Linked DNA regions of Homo sapiens: region 1 is linked to region 2. Evidence: chromatin loops called from intact Hi-C (ENCODE). Cell type or tissue: PC-9. All regions are shown on one strand. Links, peaks and the distances in the headings refer to the core of each region. The heading gives the core; the rest is flanking DNA.

Region 1 (9,439 bases), core at 1-8,000, 86 kb before region 2:
TGAAAGGGAAGGGTGAGATGGGGTTGGGAAAGGTCCATCCAACGAGATATTAGAACATATTAACTCAAGAGTATAAAACAGAAAAACACCATAAACAGGCAGATGCTAGTTGACGTCTGTTACCTCCTTCCAGAAGCAAGCTCAGAGTGAGGTGAGATGGCCAAGATAGGACCCAGAGAAGACAAAACAGCAAATGTTGAGAATCTGGGGCACTTAGGTGCTTACACAGACTAAAAAACTAAAGAGAATCTCCTTGTTCACCATTTATCATTAGCAGCACAGAACGTCATTTCTACCCAGAGAGATCCTGGCTTAAAACCCCATCAACCAAATTGCTTTTGGGGTGGAAAGGAAGCCCCTCCACCTTATTTCTGCAATGATATGAAAAGCTGTTCTCAGGGAGGAGAAAGAAAGGGGGAGAGGTAGGAAAGATAGCATGCTTGTGCATATCTACTGATCACGCCTGCGTTTCTTTGGCTAGTTCTGCCACTTGCTGCGTTCTCTGAGAGGGGGTTTGGTAATTACCAGGACAACTTTTTCTCAGTCCAGTCATTTGAATTTCCAGAACAAAATTAGGTTGGGGAAACCCCCTGAATTTGCAGACTCAATATTCTCTGTTTCATCAGAAGTTTGCTGAGCACCTGTGGTGTGCCAAGCTCTGTGCCAGCCCCCAAAGGTTCCTGAGGGTTCCCAATACACAGTTATTTGTGCCTTCAACAGGATGGATTTGCACCAGCCTTGTACGAAGCTGGTACACAGACCTGCTGAGGAAGGGGCCAGCCAAGCAGTCATGTGCCACTGGATGCCGCTTGGTTTTCTCTCACCTCATTACATGAGAATGACCAGATGGTTTATAAATACAATCATTTTTATTGAGTAGGAAGTAATTTAAAATGTGAATTATACCTGAGGCCATTTTAGGAAGAACTTTTTTGCCATGGTATAGTCACAGGGAAGCCAGATCCCAGATGCTGAAGTGTGGGGTGAAGCGAGGATGAGGACCAGGGAGATGAGAGAATCACCAGTGCCCAAGTGAGAGGATATTGTGCAAGGAGCTGGCAAATGTGGCTCAATTTTACAGAGCAGTGGAGGGAGAAGACTGCATTAGGGGCTGGCCTAGTTCAGTGGATGGTGACCTGGACACACATTATAATCAGCTGGAGAGCTTTAAAAAAAAAAAAGATCTGTGCTCAGATCCCAGGCCAGCCCAGTTAAATCCGAACCTCTGGGGGAGACACTCAGGCATTCAGGTATCTGTGTGTTGTGGATGAATCTCTACAGGTGACTGTAATGTGAAAGCAGCTCTGAGAACAGAGCTCCGGCCACAAGCAAGGCTGCTACTTCTTGCTTAGTTATACCTGACCTGGTGCAAATAAAATCACAATCACACACTTACATGCGTATACACATATACAAGTGTGTAAAACTCTGGTTAATGTTGCAATTTTAAACAAATAAATCTTTAGCATATTTACTGTCAGGGATCATCCTTGACTCTTCCTATTTTTTTGAGACAGAGCAAGTGTTGCCCGGGCTGGGGTGCAGTGGCTCGATCTCGGCTCACTGCAACCTTCGCCTCCCGGGTTCAAGTGATTCTCCTGCCTCAGCTTCTGGAGTAGCTGGGATTACCAGTGTGCACCACATGCCCAGCTAAATTTTTTTTTTAATATATTTTTAGTAGAGACAGATTTTACCATGTTGCCTAGGCTGGTCTTGAACTCCTGACCTCAAGTGATCCACCCACCTTGGCCTCCCAAAGTTATGGGATTACAGACCTGAGCCACCTGCCCAGCCCATCCTTGACTCTTCATCATTGTTGATGAAGCTGTGTGTGGAAGGCAATGGTGATGGGAATTCAACCTTAGACTAATCTCTAGGTCTACATGTGCAGTGGTTGACTTGATTTTTTTTTTTTAACTCATTATTGGTATCTTTTCAGATGTGTAGGAAAAAAGATTCTGGATATACAAACCAAATAAACTAGGGCTTCCTCATCTTACTGAGTTGGTGTCTCTGTCATTTCCCTAGTTGTTGTCCATAACTGGTTTCCTTTGACTAAAGTAATTGTATCTGAGATTATTCTCCCTTTGAAGATCTCTCAGCCAATCTTGTTGCTGAGGGCATCAGAAGAAGATTGAGAGGGTTATACTTGTGCCTTTTTTAAAGGGTTTGCCTACAGAGTGTGGTGTGAGATGTGGGGGAGCCCACAAGGATTTTTCTAGAAGTTTCTATCCTCAGAGATTTGCTCTAACAGAGGGTAGGGTCATGGTTCTGAATTAGGCATCCTCTTGCTCATGCTGGTTAATCTGATACATTTGGACTTCAGAGTCCTATCCTTATGCCACAAATGTGGGCTAGTCACCCACTTTTTCCTTGTGATATATCCCAAGGAAGAAAAGCATCATAAGATTTAGAGATGGGGCTTCCCTCTCTGTGATTAAAAAAAAAACCTAGGTCCAGTTCAGAATGAAGAAACTGAAAAGAGAAAATCCAACCCTTTTCACATCCAACCCCACCCTGTCCCTGGGTGGCCCTTACTTAACCCATCACCCAGCACTCCCTCTAGGGAAAAGCCTGCCCAAAAACTTTGGTCCTAAGAAAAGCCTTACCCTAATAAAGAAACTGGGAGGCTGCTGCTGGGCTGCAGCTGCTTTTATGGAAGGAGCTAGACCAGAAGCTAGACTAGGGCCAACAAGTCAGGCCTCTGTAAGAATCTTCCAAGGAGGTAAGGCGGGGAGAAAAAGGATTCCTCATTTACATTGAGAGTAAACTTCCTGTCCTATTAAACAATGAGGCATTCAAAATCCGCCTGAGTAAAAGTCCCCTGATGCAATGAGAGGGTGAGCAATTTCATGTCAGGCTGTTGTTATGGGATTTATACATGTCCTAGCTAGGGCTTGAGGTGAAAGTCAGAGCCAAAAACAATAGCCCTAAACCCCACATGCACAGAAACCTCATTCCAGTGGAGTTTCCTTAAGAGAGCACAGCAGACTTTTCACAAACAAAGTGACTTCAAAGGTAGCCTTGCATCACTGCCTCCTCCACTTGACACTTCCCTTCAGCCCAGACCTGGCCCCTCTGTTTCTTGGTTTAATTTATGAGGTTCTCACACACATTGCAAAGCAATTATCTGAGCTGCTGGCCAACAGGAAGGTAATTGTAACTGAGTACTTCCTTTGTCAAACGCTGACGCTGGCCACCGCGATGGTGATGACGCTGGCCATGGCAATGGTGATAGGAGGCGTGCCGGCAGCTCAGCACCCAGTGACAGGATACCTCTGTTTCTCCCCCACCCCCAACACAATGCTGTCTGACTGAATTCTCCAGGGAGGAGGAAGCCAGTGGGTTGGAGGAATGGGGGAATTTTCTTACATCACTTGACGTGCTTGCTTTCACTCGCAAAATCCTGAGTCATGACTGAAGCTGTATTGCCTCAAGTCTCCGGCTGAAACCAGGGGTTATAGGTTTGGAAACCTGATTCCATCGGCTGCCTCTTGTCCAATCATCAGAGGAAATGTGTATTATTTCAGTTGATCCTCTTCAAGTTGAAGTGCCTTTGGATTGAGGGGATTACGTGAGGGAAGTGGCTCTGTAGTGGCTTAGTAAGCCAATGCCATGCGAGTGAACAATATTTGACATTCGGTGAGTTTACAGAAAGGGCAGTCTCTCTGTTTGTTTAAACCAAGATTAAGTGAAAGGAAAAGTTTTTCTTTCCCATCCCAAGACAAATGTGAAACACATGTTTTCCCTTTTGACTTTGTAAGTACAAGGCTCAAACAGTTCTCCCCACCCCCTTCGGCCATGAGTTTTTAAGGATTGCAGAATGTTTCCTCTCTTTGGTGGCCAAAGCCAATGTGAGCCTTTATATTTCCAGACAGTGGAGCTGATGATGATAGCCTAGTTGGTTCCAGGTAATCATGTAGGTTGTTTCTGGGCCTACCATTTTATGGGTAGATAGGATGGTAAGATGTAGTACAAGGAATCCCAGGCCTGAGTTCACTAAGCCTCAGTTTCCTCATCTACAAAATGAGATTGGTTGAACCTTAAATATCTCAGGTAATTTCTATCTTCAGAAAGGATGTTCATTCAGGTTGGTTTTTCTGGTATGTGGGGGACATTCCTAGTTGAGGTATCCTTTGCATGGGCACAAGGCAGTGTGCAGGCCTGAGGGTTGGGAGACCTCAGTCAAAGAGCCTGCCCTGCCATTGACTCACTGTGACCTTGAACAACTCACTTCCCCTCTTTGTGAATCCTTCTTATCTGAGAGAGGAGGTTTGACAGTCTTGCCCCTGACATAGCGGTTCAGATATGAGACAAGCCTGAATGAGACTGGGATGTCAAGTACTTTGAGCTCCTTGAAATGAAAGGATCATTCATCTTGGAAGATAAATTGTTAAAAAATGCTAGCTCATAACTATTTTTTTGGATTATCTCAAAAATAAAGTAAAGAAAATCAATGTTGTTTACTCTTGGTTTTCCTTTTTTTTTTTTTTTTTTGAGACGGAGTCTCGCTCTGTCACCCAGGCTGGAGTGCAATGGCGCAATCTCAGCTCACTGCAACCTTTGCCTTCCGGGTTCAAGCAATTCTCTTGCCTCAGCCTCCTGAGTAGCTGGGACTACAGGCACGTGCCACCATGCCCGGCTAATTTTTTTGTATTTTTAGTAGTGATGGGGTTTCGCTGTGTTAGCCAGGATGGTCTCGATCTCCTGACCTCATAATCCACCCGCCTCGGCCTCCCAAAGTGCTGGGATTACAGGCGTGAGCCACTGTGCCCGGCCCACTCTTGGTTTTCTTTAAATTGCTACTGGTTCAGGGAATATAAGCACCCAATGACCAACACGGGCTATAAAAATCAGGACTTTTACCACCCTGTGTTGGCCAAAGCAATGTTCCTAGCAGATTGCTTTGATCATGTTGCTACTCTGCTCAGAAACCTTCAAGATACTACTTGCCTCCAGGATACACTCCAAACTGACAGTCAGTTCCCCGTTGTGACCTGGCTTCACCTGCATTATATATCACCTCTTCTACATGAAATCCTAGAATTCACTAGCATTGCCACAATGATATTGGATCACCCCTGCAACATCTCATAAGTGGGTGGCCATTCTCTGGGTGCAGTGATAGGGAGAAGCCTCTGATACTCAAAGTAATCTGGCCTTTTTCTAATCACCCCTCATTGTTAGATACTTCTTCCCTATATTGAATGAGAATCTGCTTCATCACAAATCCCAACCAGCCATAGGTCCCACTGAGCTACCCCAATTCAGTTTCATTCCTCTTCTTCAATTTTTGAAGACAGTTATCATGTCACCCTGGAGAAATCTCTTTTCCAGACTAAACAACTGTAATGTCTTTAACAGATTTTTCATTGACTTGGTTTTCAGACTCCTAAATGTTGTTATTGTTACCTTTCCCTAGACATGCTTCAGATGGTCAATGTCTCTTTTAAAAACGTGAACCTTTGGACTAAATGCAACGCTCTAAATGTGGACTGGTTGGTGGCGCTAGTATCTCCTTTGTTTCTGTAATAGTTAGGTTAGGTAAGAGACATGACAATACTTCAGTGGCTTAAAGAATATAGAATCTTTTTTCTCTCAAGTAACCATCTTGAGAGTTGAGTGATGATGAGTGAGATGAGTGATCCAAGCAGGCAAGGGGCTGTATTCTCTGCAGTCATTCAGTGACCAAGGCCCCTTCTGACTGGGGATCTGCTATTCCATGTGGTGTTCTGGTATAAGCTGGGTTACTACCAAGCCTCAGATGCATCCAGCAAGAAAAGGAAAGTGTGAAGGGTAGGGGGGGTTCACCCACCTCTTAAGGGCCCCAGCTGTCACAGAAGATCTTTTGTTAGCATTCCACTCATGAAAACTCAGTCCCATGGCCATGTTCAACTGCAAGGGAAGCTGGGAAATATACTACAGCCAGGTAGCCCTGTGTCAGAAGCCCTATCGCTATGGAAGGACAGGAGAATGGACATTGGCAGCCACAGTGGGGACCAGCCTCATTGGTCTTTCAGTTCCAAAAACACATCAAGTTCCTTTCAGACTCAGGGCCTATGCACTCACTGTCCTGCTTGGAGTGTTTTGTCTCTCTGACTGTCCTTCCTCTTCATATGGCCTCAGCTCAAACACCACTTCCTCAGAGAGGCCTGCCCTGACCACTTCATGAAATGCAGGTCCCTTCTGACCCTTCCCCACTTTTATTTGTGCCCCTCCAGACCCCTTTCACAAGGTTTAATGATTTTATATGTTTACTTTTTCTGGTGTTTGTTTCTGTCCTCTACTAAACTGCAGGCTGTTTGTGGGAGGGACTCTTTCTGTCTTGGTCCCCAGTGTGTATTCACTGCCCAACCTCATACCTGACACATATTGGGGGACAAAATAAGGACTTGTTGAATTAAAGAACATAGTGACATGATATGTTTACTAAATATAGCCTTCTTTTGCCAAGTGCATTACACTGTTAGGTCATATTGTGGTAAACTAAAAGGCCTCGGTCTCTTTTCACATCAACTGTGGTTAAGACATATTTCTCCATCTGCTTTTTGAGAAGTTGATTTTTTGACCCTAGATACAGTATTTTGCATTTATAACTATTGTATTTCAGCTGCTTTTTTCGGTCTATCATTTTAGCCCCAAAAGATCTTTTTTGATATATCAATGAATACATTTATTTATCTCTTCCAGTTTCATATTATCTGGAACTCTGATAAGGTATCCTGTGTGCCTGTATGTTTCCTTATGTCATTGGCAAACAATAATGAAGATGGAAAAATGAAATGGGCCAAACATCAAGCCCTGTTATAGTACGGAAACCATCCTCTATCCTGCCATTGATCCATCACCTCTGGGGATGAATGTTGACTTACACAGACCACAGCCCTACCAAGAATATCACAGAGCCTATGTCAGATACCTTGCTGCAAGGAGTGGCATAATGGAACTCAACACAGTTGAGTTCTACTCTTACACAGAACAATAAAACTTTACATTAGAAAAAGACCAAATTCCAGCCAATCACAAGAATCCCTTGGACAACATCCTGTAGTTTACCAGTCTAGTAACCTTATAAAAAACAGGAAGTGACTAGTTCTTAGTGCACCCATGCTTGACTCTTAGCAATTATTGTTTTCGCATAAGTGTTTGCAAACCCTTAATTCAAAATTTGTTCTGAAACTTTTCCAGGATTTCCTTTCTGGAAATCCTGCCACACTGGTCCATTTTCTATCACCAAACCCCCTTCAATCCTCACACCTCTGAGCAGTCACTCCTCTGTTCCTCTTAGTAGGAGATGCTCTTCCTGTCTGACTCTATGTATACAAACCCTGACCTCCCCTCAAGATCCAGCTCAAAATTCACTCCCTCCTTGAAACTTTCCCTCACCATGCTAGACCTCTCTCTCTGCTCTGAGGTATACGTTAAACTGTTGGTATTTGTTAACCCTATTCCTCTTCAGGGCTTATTGCTGCTGCATCAGATGGGCTGCCTGAACAGTTCAGGACTTCCTTTCATCGGACCCAGCCAGTGCCTTGCACAGAACCCATTCCCAAGAAGGTATGTACATTGAGTTGACCACTGACAATCAGCATCAACTTATGCTCAGGGCCTAGCCCCTCATTCAAACTTTGGCCAATTCTGTGCTCAAGGGCTAGATGATGTGGTCTTCTAGTGTGTTTGGAAATAACAAAATTTTTTGGTTGTTGCTTTAAGTAAAAAATTATAAAGTCCCAAAGAAGCTGCAGAATTATTGGATTTTTTTTTTACATGATGGGAAACCAATCTGCTTAATATAAAATTCTGGAAAATCAAGGTGGGTATGGACAGATGATTAATCTACACCACAACATTTATACATCTTGAATGTTCCGGCAGCAAAGGAGACAAATCAAAATTCAGAGCTACAAGCAAAATATTTTTGGAAGTGTTTACTCGCCTTTCAGATGCATATTTAGATTTACAAAAGATTTCCAGTAGGGCTTCTTTAACTACTTGTGTAGATTTAAAACAATTTAGTTTCTATGTAACTTTGGAAGAATAAGTCAATGTAATAACGTGAAGTCCACCTGCACTGAAGTTCCCTTGGTAGCATCAGTATCTGGCAGAGCTACCAATGCCACATCATACCATATTGAGAGGAAAAAGTTAGCTCTATTAGATCATTGACTCTAATTCCTCCCAACTGCAAATAAAAACTTTGTACCCTGAAGGGGAGGGGACTGAGAAAGGAATGAGTCTCCCACTGCTGGAGTCCCCCACCTGCCACAGCACTCATAGAAGGAGCCCCCCTCCTCTTCCCATCCTCCCAAGCCAGCCACCTCCTTCAGAAAGTTTCAGAGAGAAACTTTCTTTCCTATCAAAAAATGCTGATGACTCTATTTGCAAAATGTCTCATTATAAAAACCTTCTCTGCTGCTTGCTTTCTGAGCTTTAATAAATCCTGGATTAGTATGAAAACCACCCAGGCACTGACTCTCCACATTTCCCGACGAGCTGTCTGGAGTTGGCTTCTTCTTCATGAGTAACTTCTCCAAACTTTTGGAAAATTGCCCAATGCCAGGAACTTAGGACCACCAGATCAACTTCTCAGAGCAGGGAAAGAAAAATCACCATAATGTCAGTCCTGAAAGCTGGCACTGGCCTCTCCTCCCTTGTTTCTCTCTCTTTCCTTGCTGGCCTTTCTTGCTCATAGCAATTCATGCATGTTCCCCCCACTTTTTTGACTAAAAATAGAATCTGGGTTCCCAGCTATCACCTTAAATGTACAACATGTGGGTTTTCAGTTGGCTATTAGCTTTGCTCTTTCTTGTAACTCCTCCACGATAGGACATTCAGAGCTCAGGAGGAAGCCTCTTTTCTAGTTATTTCCATTCAGTGCTTCACTCTCTTTAAATGTGTCCATCCAGATTTCTAGGAAATTGCAGTGCTACAGCTGTTCTCTCAAAAGGGCCACATTAAAGTTTCCAATCTCAACACTTTTGCTGGCTTGCATTTCATGTGAGCTCAGGGCCACTTTCACAGTTTCCAAAGTGTCTTTCTAGCCTCCACCTTTCCTTCCCTCATTTCCTTCTGCTTTTCTTTCCCTCTTGGGTGAGCCTCCATGAGAAGAGTGCTTCAACCTTACTGGAGCATGCTGCCCCTGTCACCCCCTTAGCAGGGGTTTGGCCGAGAGGCATAAACAGGTGCCAATGGGGACTTCATAGTGCCATCGAAAGTTACACCAGTAACTGCAAGAGATAACCGTGCTAGGGATAGTGGCTGAAGCTATAAGATGAAAGTAGTCGGGGGAATTCAATGCCCAGAAGACACATTCAGAAGCCAGCTGACTTGTAAACATGTCTTACCATCTGCAAGATGGTAAATGAAATGTACTTGAACTGCAGAGAAAATTTTGTGGTCTGGAGGCTGCTGCAGTAATCCAGGCAGGAGAAGATGTTGC
Region 2 (11,465 bases), core at 1,673-9,672:
AGTTACTTTCGTTGGTCATCTCTTTCATGAGATGGAGCAACCAGAACAAAACTTATAGCACAGAAGTACCATAACTTTGTAGAATGCTGAAAACTCAGTTGGCCTTCTGAACTAGGGACACACACTTGTTTGATTTAAGCCAGAGGTTCTCAATTGTTATACCATGACATACTCTTCACAAGAGTGCTGCAAATTTTAATCCAACTGTCTAGTGTATTTTTGCTTCAGGCATATATAAACATTGTTATTGTTTGTGCAATTTTGTTTAGGAAAGGATATACTTCCAGGCATATAACTCAAGAAACATGGCACAATATGAGATGAATGCCAAAGACGATGTTTATGTTAGAATGTTGTTTTTGAGTACATAAGAGAATGAGATCAGGGAGCTAAATAGTTTTATCAGTGACTTGATGCTAAATAGCAATCATAAAATAATGTAACTTGTGGATGCTTTTTAGGCCCTATGAACATTGCTATACCACAGTAGTAGTTACATTGTAATTATTACTGATTTGTTTGGGCTCCTTTGAGTGTTTTAGTATTACCCAATATGCTACTGAATTTTTTAGTAATAAAAAGTATACCATGAACACGTAGAGGTTAGGCATCACTATCTACCCATAAGGGGAACACTCTGTAAACATTCAAAATATTTTTTCCTGGGTCATAAATGATAGCTCAAAACTTACCACATAACCAGCTTTTGTTTCCTAACTTCATTATTATATATGCCTGCATTTCTTCCCACTCTGTAATACTTTTTTTGTAATTAAACTCAACTTGCTTAGCATTTCACTACCCCCAAAAAACACTGGTTTCAAACTAGGAAGTTTTCATGCATAAGAAAACATGATAAATACTACACTAAGAAAATGATCAATTTAGTAACTATCAGAAGGTTTTATTTTGGGAAACTTCCCTTCAAACTTACAGTGTGGTGGGGAACCATTTTGAAATGAAACAATAGACAAAGAAATAAAAGATAGAACTAGTTTGGGCATTGAGGAATTGCTACCTACCGTATGTAAAAGTTTTCTTACCCCTTGCTTAAACAGCTACATGTCATCTTGCAAAGAAAGAATATTAAGAGCCAAAAATGCATAATTTAGTCTAGAATAGCACCAGTTAGGCTAAATATGTAGGCTTAGAGAAGGAAAATTGAAAGTAAAGAAAAAGGAAAGAAAGCTAGGAGAAAGACAAAGAGAGTAAAGTGAGAAGAGAACAGAAAGTTTCTCCCTCAATTTCTGTCCCACAGCCACATTCAAAGTGGCACAAGTAACTATTATGTGTCCAAGACTATGAGACAAGACTCTTGTCCTCAAGAATTCACAATCTGGGCCAGACATGCTGGGTCATGCCAGTAATCCCAGCACTTTGGGAGGAGGAGGCAGGAAGATCACTGAGGTTAGGAGTTCAAGACCAGCCTGGCCAACACGGTGAAACCCCATCTCTACTAAAAATATAAAAATTAAAAATATAAAAAATATAAAAATTAGCCGGCCATGGTGGTGCATGCCAGTAGTCCCAGCTACTCAGGAGGCTGAGGCAGGAGAATTGCTAGAAGCCTGGGAGGCAGAGCCAGCCTATGTAACAGAGCGAGACTCCATCTAAAAAAAGAAAAAAGAAAAAAAAAGAAGAATTCACAATCTGGTTGAGGAGATTAAGTAATCAATATGAATCAATTGAGAGTGTTAAATTGTGGGGTTCTGCTGGAAAAAGAATTTAAAGAAAGAAGTTAGTATAGACCAAATAGCCAAAGAGGTTTACATATAAGATATGAACATAGTTGGCCTTGAAGATGAGTCGGATTCCCTAAACAGAGGGAAGAAATCTAAAGAGAGAAGTAAAGAGGTAAAGCTCTGAAAATCTATAAAAACACGAAAAGAGGGAGAATTTAGTTGGCAAAAATGAAAATTAGAGTTATGCCATATCTCATTTATTTTCCCAAAAGGCCATAAACAGAAAAGATTCATAATCAGTTTAAATAAATAATAAAATGTGGTTTTATATGACTCGGAAAAAAAGTTCATAAAAATTAAATTTAAAAAATTTTTAAGAAAAAAATGTGGTTTTATACATTTATACATTAAGAGACTCTTAATGCCAACAGGTTAGGGAATAAGCTCAGTTCTTCTCAATGCCTTTTTTCCCCAATACCCTTACATAGTTTTTGAAAAATCTCATAATAAGAGATTGGTCAAGTTTAGAGTAAAATATACTGAAAGAGCCCACTATTAGTTCCTCTGCTCATATGGTAGTCTAGTAACAAAATCTATAGCCTCAACTCAGAAAAACATCTTAAAATATAATATACATATACTACCCACCTATACGTTTGTGTGTGTTCTTACCTCAGATCCCATGGGATCTGTGTAAAGCTGTATAAGGGAAAATAAACATCATTTAATTTCTGGAATTTACTAGATTACTCCTCATCAAATACCTTTTTTATATAGAGTTCAATTTGTGTTCTATTAGTTGAGTACAGACATATATTTTAAGCTAGAGATAGGATATGCTTATTTTGTGAATGTAGAGTCTTTAGAATATTCTGTGAACACTGAATAAAAGGAAATTAATAATGAAGGATTCATAATTACCATGACTAAGCTACAAATAAATTCTAAATAATCCATTATGGTTTAAAATTTGTTCAATAAATCATAGATCTAAGACTCTCAGTGGTATCTTCTCATTTTCTATTCTTAACTATGTATAACATGTTAAACTCAGAGGTATACAAAATTTCAAAAGAGTCTACCAAACTTCAAAAACAAAAAATTTGGAGTCTGTAAAGTAACTAAAAAAATAAAATCCTGAGAGCCAATAAATGAAGCAGATAGTATAGCCTATACATTTTCCCATGTATTATACCAAAGAAATATACAATTCATAATCTTTTATTAAACTTCTGATAGATCCTATGTTTTTAATTCCAAGACAGATTAAAAAAAAAAAGTCAGGGAGGAAGAGGGAGAGTACTGTTTTAATGTTTCACTTGCCAAAAGACAATGAAATAGAGACAGAGGCTTGGTCTTTAAATGAGTGTGTACTTACTGTCAGTACTGCCATACGTAGCTTCAAGAGAAAGAAAAAAAAACTATTATTATTACATACTTGCACCTATATTATCATTCTTTTCAATAGACTAATTAAAATATTATTTCAGAGAGGTTCGAAAGATTTGGGTAGGAAAAAAATATCCAGAAGGCCAGAAGAAAAAGGATACAGTCATCCCTCAGTATCTGAGAAGGAATTAGTTCCAGGACTCCCTATGAATACCAAAATCCATGTGTACTCAAGTACCTCAGGGAGTATATGAAAAGTCAGCCTTCCATATCTGGGTTTCACATCTACAGATACTGTATTTTCCTTTTTCTTTTTTTTTGAGACAGAGTCTCACTCTGTCACCCAGGTTGGAGTGTTGTGGCATGATATCGGCTGACTGCAACATCTGTCTCCCAGGTTCAAGGGATTCCCCTGCTTCAGCCTCCTGAGTAGCTGCGATTACAGATGCCCGCCTCAATGCCCGGCTAATTTTTGTATTTTCAGTAGAGATGGGGTTTTGCCATGTTGGCTAGGCTGGTCGTGAACTCCTGACCTCAAGTGATCCTCCCATCTTGGCCTCCCAAAGTGCTGGAATTACAGGCATGAGCCACTGTGCCCAGCCTGTAGTATTTTCTTTTTCTTTCTTTCTTTCTTTCTTTTTTTTTTTTTTTTTGACAGAGTCTTGCTCTGTCACCAGGCTGGAGTACAGTAGCGTGATCTTGGCTCACTGCAACCTCCTCCTCCCGGGTTCAAGCGATTCTCCTGCCTCAGCCTCCTGAGTAGCTGGGATTACACGCATGCACCACCACGCCCAGCTAATTTTTGTATTTTTAGTAGAGACAGGGTTTCACCATGTTGGCCAGGATGGTCTCGATCTTCTGACCTTGTGATCCACCCACCTCGGCCTCCCAAAGTGTTGGGATTACAGGCGTGAACCACTGCCCTGGCCCCGTCCTGTATTTTCAATCCACCTTTGGTTGCAGATGTGGAAGCCACAGATACAGAGGGCCAACTGTATTTATTGAAAATAATCCATATATAAGTGGACCTGTGAAGCTCAAACCCATGTTGTTCAAAGGTCAACTGTACTTTTTTCCAGGAAGGTCAAAATTAATTTTATGCTAAAAGTATATTATATGAGGCCGGGTGCGGTGGTTCACGCCTGTAATCCTAGCACTTTGGGAGGCCAAGGTGGGTAGACTGCCTGAGCTCAGGAGTTTGGGATCAGCCTGGGAAACATGGTGAAACTCTGTCTCTACTAAAATACAAAAAATTAGCCAGGCATGGCGGCTTGTGCCTGTAATCCCAGCTACTTGGGAGGCTGAAACAGGAGAATTGCTTGAACCTGGGAGGCAGAGGTTGCAGTGAGCTGAGATCACGCCATTGCACTCCAGCCTGGGCGACAGAGCGAGATTCCATCTCAAAAAAAAAAAAAAAAAAAAGTATATGCTCACAATTCGATAGCAATTTTTTTGCATTATAAAGGGGAATTTCCTAGATATCTGAAAACTGATTCTTTCCTATAATTTTTTCTTTTTTTCTCTCCATTTCTGAAAGACTAGCATTTTTTAATTGATATATAATAGTTGTACATATTTTGGGGGTACATGTGATATTTTGATACCTGTATATAATGTGTAATGAGTTCAACTGTATTTTAAATCATTTCTAGATTACTTATAATACTTAATACCATGTAAATGCTATATAAATACTTGTCACACTGTATTTTTTATTTGTATTATTTTTATTGTTGTACTGTTATTTTTTCTAAATATTTTCCAGTTGGTTGAATCTGTGGATGTAGAATGCTCTGATACATGGAGGGCCAACTGTACTAACTATTCACTCATTCAAGTGAGAGTCCATTACGTACACAGGGCTCTGCTAGAGACGAGAGGGACACAAAAAAGATAACTATCCCTACCCTTAAAAAGTTATATTCTAGTTCTGGAGGCAAAAGGTATACAAAATAATTCATTATTACTAAATAATTAAATATGCAACAAGTACCTCAAAAAGTGTCCCATTTGAAACTAATCTACTAAAGTAAAAACATCTTATATGTCTATAAAGTCCTTGTCCTCTCTACATATACACTACTATGAACAGATTATCTCTGCTTGAAAGAGTAACATATAGAGATAGAAATATAATCAAGCCAATGATAATTGTTTTTAAAAACTAGAATACAAATCAGAAAATTTCAGGCCAGTCACAGTGGTTCTTGCCTGTAATCCCAGCACTTTGGGAGCCCAAGGTGGGCAGATCATTTGAACCCAGGAGTTCAAAGCCAGCCTGGGAAACATGGTAAGATGCCATCTCTACAAAAAGTAAATAATTAGCTAGGCATAGTGGTGCACACTTGTGGTCCTAGCTACTTGGGAGGCTGAGGCAGGAGGATTGTTTGAGGCCTGGAAGTTGAGGCTGCAGTGAGCTGTGATTGTGCCAATGCACTCCAGCCTAAGCAACAGAGTGAAACCCTATAAGAAAGAAAGAGAGGGCCGGGCATGGTGGCTCACGCCTGTAATCCCAGCACTTTGGGAGTCTGAGGCCGGAGGATCACAAGGTCAGGAGTTTGAGACCAGCATGGCCGACATGGTGAAACCCCGTCTCTACTAAAAATACAAAAAATTAGCCAGGTGTAGTGGCAGGCACCTGTAATCCCAGCTACTCGGGAGGCTGAGGCAGGAGAATCACTTGAACCCGGGAGGCAGAGGTTGCAGTGAGCCAAGACCACGCCACTGCACTCCAGCCTGGGCAACAGAGAGAGACTCCAAAAAAAAAAAAGAAGAAAGGAAGGAAGGAGGGAGGGAAGGAGGAAAGGAAAGAAAGGAAGGAAAGAGAGAAAGGAAGAAAAAGAAGAAAGGAAGGAAGGAAGGAAAGAAGGAGGGAGGGAGAGAAAGAGAGAGCGAGAGAAAGAAAGAGAAAAGAAAAAAAATTTCAGAACCATAATTTCATATCAAAGGACTAAAACTTTACTGCCACTGTGTGGCCATTTTGATTACTGCATATAAACTCATACATTACTTAATTGAGTTCATTTATTTATGCATTCATTCAAAAATAGACATGGTCCCAATCTCAGGGAACATTTAGACTAGCAGGGGAGAACAACGTTAAACAACAAAAAAATAGCAAAGATAGCTACATCATTAACATTGTGTTCATTGCTATGAAGAAGCAGCATGGGATGCTATGAGAACATGAAATAAAGGGACCATCTAGGCTAGGGAGGAGGGTGTCAGGGAGGGAAGTATTTACTTCCCTAGGGAAGTAAATATTTAAGCTGAGACTTGACAGATAAATTGGAGTTAGCCAGGCAAGGTGTATGGGGCAGGGGAGAGAAGTTTCCAGGCAAGAGGAACAATATATGCAAAGGTAAAAGGAGCTTGGCATGTTCTAGATTCTTTGTGTGGCTTGAACATGGGAATGACAGTGATGCCCTGGACAGGAAGATAGGGATCATACAGGCCTTGCAGACCATGTGAAGGACCCTGAACTTTATTTTAAAAGCTGTGGAAAATTTTTAGGCAAAAGAATGACATGATCAGACTTGGGTTTCTGAAAGTATGCAGTGTGGACAGTGGGTTGGAATGGTGAGGGATTGAGAATGCGAATAAGGAAACAAGCTAGATAGCTATATACAATATAGTCTCTTTTTTTACAATAATTATCTGCAACACTGATATGTACTTATTTTGAAGAATTCAAGCATAATATAAAGTACAAAATAAGTATAAAAATCACCCAAAATTGAAACCCCATCTCTACTTTAAAAATACAAAAATTAGCAAGGCATGGTGGCACGTGCCTGTAGTCCCAGCTACTTGGGAGGCTGAGGCAGAAGAATTGCTTGAACTCGGGAGGCAGAGGTTGCAGTGAGCCGAGATCACACCACTGCACTCCAGCCTGGGCAATAGAGCGAGACTCCGTCTCAAAAAAAAAAAAAATCACACAAAATTTCATAACTAGAAATAATCATGCTCTTACAGGGGAACACCTTTCAAGATCTCTAGATACTCAAATCTGATTTTACTCAAACTATTTTCATTTATTTATTTATTTATTTATTTGAGATGAAGTTTCGCTCTGTCGCCCAGGCTGGAGTGCAGTGGCATGGTCTCAGCTCACTGCAACCTCTGCCTCCTAGGCTCAAGCAATTCTCCTGCCTCAGCCTCTCGAGTAGCAGGGATTATAGGCACCAGCCACCATACTCAGCTAATTTTTTGTATTTATAGCAGAGACAGGGTGTCACCATGTTGCCCAGGCCGGTCTCAAACTCCTGGGTTCAAGAGATCCACCCGTCTCAGCCTCCCAAAGTGCTGGGATTACAGGTGTGAGCCACTGTGTTCGGCCTCAAACTACTTTTAAAACATATCATACCAGCTACAAGATCACCTGAGGAAAGTTATAAAAGATTAACAACTGAAAAACAATATAAATACTATTTACTTAAGAGACTAAGTCATCTATCTAAAATTTTGTCTTTTGATCTCTCCAAAACAAGCTATTTTGACTGAGTCAGTCATACAGGTAGACATTTAGTAAAATAAATTTATCAAACTAGCTAGATACTCTTTGTACATTATACTGCTATTTTAGTACATGTAATACTTATAATTTTTTATTTAAGAAGTGACCCTATTATATTATGACCTCCCTGGGAGTGGAATCACATTTTACTCTCATTATTATCTCATCCAATGCTTAGGCACAGTGTCTGGCACAGATTAAATAGCCAATGTATAAAGAATGAATGTTTAACACATACATAGTATTTGTTATGTGCCAGGCATTGTTCTAACCATTTTAGATCAGTGGTTTTCAAATTATGGTCCCTAGACCAGCAGTCAAGAGCATCTCTTATAATTTGTCTGAAATGCAAATTCTTACATCAGAAATTTTGAGGTGAGGCTTCACAACATGTGTTTTAACAAGTCCTCCAGGTGATTCTGATGCAAGCTAAAGTTTGAGAACCACTGCTTTAGATTATTAACTCATTTAATTATCAAATATCCTTAACAAGTGGATTCTATTATTATCCCCATCTTATATGCAAAGAAACTAAGGTACCAAAAGGTAGGTTACGTGCCAAAGGTCACACAGGTGTTAAGTGACAGAACTGGGATTCTTCAGACCATCTGACTCCAAAACTTGAAGTTCTAACTATATTGTACTGCCCCTCAATGAGGAACAGTCAGGAAATGCTGCTAAATGAATGGATGAAGGGGAATGAGTGAGCACTGTTCAGTATAACAGTGATGGCCGTCTCCCCCTCTCAATCTGTCCAAATATTCAGGGCCTCCAAAGCTCAGAGGCTATTTTCTCTCAAAAGATTTCTCTCATGTTTCTCACAGGGTATAGTGCCTCCTTTCCCATACTTCCCATTGCATATGATCATTATCTGTCTTTTGGCATGCATCACTTTCTAATGAGCATTATAGGGGTGATTGAAATATCTCTGATATTTTTACATAAAAATATCAAATTGATATAAAAAAATCAATATATAGTCTGGGTGAAGTGGTTCATGCCTGTAATCCCAGCATGTTGGGAGGCTGAGTTGGGCAGATCACTTGAGGTCAGGAGTTCGAGAGAAGCCTAGCCAACATGGTGAAACCCCATCTCTACTAAAAATACAAAAATTAGCCGAGTGTGGTGGTGCATTTCTGTAATCTCAGCTACTTAGGAGGCTGAGGCAGCAGCATCGCTTGAACCTGGGAGGCGGAGGTTGCAGTGAGCCAAGTTTGCGCCACTGCACTCCAGCCTGGGCAACAGAGTAAGACTCTGCCACACACTCACAAAAAAATTAATAAATAAACATGTAAAGCCCAATATGACATAGATACTGGCCAATCAGAAAGGATGCCAATTTGGCTCTAGAGCTGGCCTCCTGGAAGCAACGTTCGGACTAGATATTAACCCTTTGGTTACTGGATTTTGGAGTGTTCTGGAGAGATCCCAAAAGAGACACTGTAAGGTGATGGGGAGGATATTGATGGGGAGCCACATGAGGTCTCAGAAAAGTAGCTATTCACCATTCAATACAGAAATATTTCAATATTTTAAGAGCAGATACAGCTGAGTCAGTATGTAACAGCTGATCATCAGCCCTGCATATGAATTCACTTATCTTCTGCCATGGTTACAAGCTCTTTCCCACTTCTGTTTTATCTTTGTATCCCTAGGTCCCTCTGGTCAGTGTTGAATAAATCATAAGTAACAAATGTGCAGTGGAAATAGAAATGTATGAATTTGCTAAATAATCCAGTGTAAGGCTTCCTGACCTCAAGATTTCTTAAAGGAACAGGAATTGAGGAGTAAAAAGAAGACATAGATGGAGAAAGTGGGGAAAAGCAGTGGCGGAAATTTCAAATACTTACAGGCCTTGGCTGTCACTGGAGAGCAGCAGCCATGGTTCTGCTTTATCCTACAGCCATGGGCCTCAACAAGGGCCACAAGGTGACCAAGAATGTGAGCAAGCCCAGGCCCAGCTGCCATCGCAGGTGCCTGACCAAACACACCAAGTTCATGCGGGATATGATCTGAGAGGTGTGTGGCTTCACCCTGTATGGGCAGCATCCCATGGAGTAGCTCAAGGTCTCCAAGGACAAAAGGGCCTTCAAGTTCATCAAGAAAAAGGTGGGAACACACATCCGCACCAAGAGGAAGTAGGAGGAGCTGCGCAATGTCCTGGCCACCATGAGGAAAGCCGCTGCCAAGGACTGAGCCCCCTGCCTTGCCCTGCCCTCTGTTCATAATAAAAGCTTCACAGAAAAAAAAAGAAAAAGAGAAATTTCATTTATATACATCTTGTCTCTTCAACTAGGACTAGAGCCTCCATTTTGTACACCCTTCATAGCTGTCTTGGGCAGCATGAAAGATCAGATGCACTTAAAATTTAAGCTGTATTTTTTTAAAATTTGAGGTACAATACTAGCTATTGTAAGGGAATAGATTATACTTATGAACAAAATATAGTTACCAAAATAACTAAGACAGAATAAAAACCAATTATTCAAGTCAATTTTTTCCTTTCATATCTGCAAATTGAATCACCACTATTCTAAATTTGTTCAATGCACTAAATGCCAGATTCTTGTCTCTCCTGTCCCACATCCTGTGGATCTCTTCCAGTGACTTCAGAGGAAACTCTGTGGTCAAAAAATGTGAGTATGTAAAAGAGAAAAAATGAGTTTTCTTTCTAATTGATGCAAAGGAGACAACAACAGGACAATAAAGACATAAGATAAGAAATTAGTTTATGGATGCAAACGTAGACACTTATACTGTTAAACACAAAAACAAAATAAATGTCTAATTTCTTTTTTTAAAGAATAAAAGACAAGCCTTTGATTCCAGTGTAAGTGTAAAAACATTCTTACGTATCTCTTTTCCAAAGCATCAAAACAACCTTGAATCCTGTCAAGAAATAAATGTTTGATGTCAATTGGACCATATGCAAATCCAAAAAAATTCCAAGTACAGAATTCATTTGCACTTTTTGCTTTGATGTACATTAAGTTGATAACCATCTTACCTTTCCCATTTAATCATTTTTTTAAACTTCCAGCAACTTTTAATATGATGATAGACCTTTATAAGTAATAGTGAGCTATTTTGTGGTAGTGAACCAAATTTTTTTGGATCCCATGTTTAGTACACTGACACACATATGATGAATTATCAATTTTTAAAATCTGTGTGGGTACATAATAGGTGTATATATTTAATATTTTATCACAGTTTTTATTTTTATACAAGTCAATTTTCTTTCAAAAAGCTAAATCAGTGTCTTAAAATTATATTGAATAATTCTTACAAATTCCTAGAAAATTATTTTTAAAAAGAAAGAGGGAAAGTAGGTCAGGGCAGTGGCTCACACCTGTAGTCCCAGCACTTTGGGGGGCCAAGGTGGTTGGATCATGAGGTCAAGAGATCGAGACCATCCTGGCCAAGATGGTGAAACCCTGTCTCTACTAAAAATACAAAAATTAGCTGAGCGTGGTGGCATGCACCTGTAGTCCCAGCTACCCGGGAGGCTGAGGCGGAGAATCACTTGAACCTGGGAGGCAGAGGTTGCAGTGAGCCGAGATTGCGCCACTGCACTCCAGCATGGGGGACAGAGCGAGACTCCATCTCAAAAAAAAAAAAAAAAAAAAAAAAAAAAAAATCAAAAACAGAAAAAGAAAAAGAAAGAGGGAAAGTAGAAAAGAAGAAATGGTTTTTTAAAAAATGATCTTACTAAATAAAGTCTTATGGGTAATTTCAGCCATGATAAAAATAATGTTGTTCAACTTTTATAGAATTTCTATTACTTACCATCTGATAATATGCAGTGACCCGGGACATTTTTTATCTTCTCGGAGGATTTTTAAACTGAGGTCTACAAAAACAGAAACACAGTCTAT

What was found. A loop is a pair of places that touch in the nucleus more often than their neighbours do. Peaks named below come from ENCODE experiments on the same cell type or tissue, not always from the same donor. Only the 100,000 strongest peaks of a DNase experiment are listed, where the experiment ranks them.
Region 1: a loop joins it to region 2, with 4 times the contacts of the local background. A loop is called at or near these places in 11 of 110 quality-filtered maps.

The regions. Positions count from the first base shown.
Region 1 is chr22:30,190,251-30,199,689 of GRCh38, reverse strand. It overlaps LOC105372988 (a long non-coding RNA gene), which reads left to right. Exons shown (of 3, transcript NR_188588.1): 2 at 7,460-7,557. It also overlaps a transcript of HORMAD2 not described here. Among named protein-coding and RNA genes, the nearest start is that of LIF-AS1, 44 kb to the left of the region's middle. RefSeq lists an enhancer at 3,205-3,324. In PC-9, for the core only: no CTCF peak of the experiment used is centred there; DNase peaks (open chromatin) are centred at 2,949 and 3,199; H3K4me3 peaks cover 1,571 bases; H3K27ac peaks cover 6,587 bases.
Region 2 is chr22:30,103,412-30,114,876 of GRCh38, reverse strand. It overlaps HORMAD2 (HORMA domain containing 2), which reads right to left. Exons shown (of 11, transcript NM_152510.4): 4 at 11,377-11,440; 5 at 10,440-10,476; 6 at 3,061-3,081; 7 at 2,355-2,381. It also overlaps the pseudogene RPL36P17. Among named protein-coding and RNA genes, the nearest start is that of HORMAD2, 29 kb to the right of the region's middle. In PC-9, for the core only: CTCF peaks have their summits at 5,848 and 6,050; a DNase peak (open chromatin) is centred at 6,076; H3K27ac peaks cover 4,219 bases.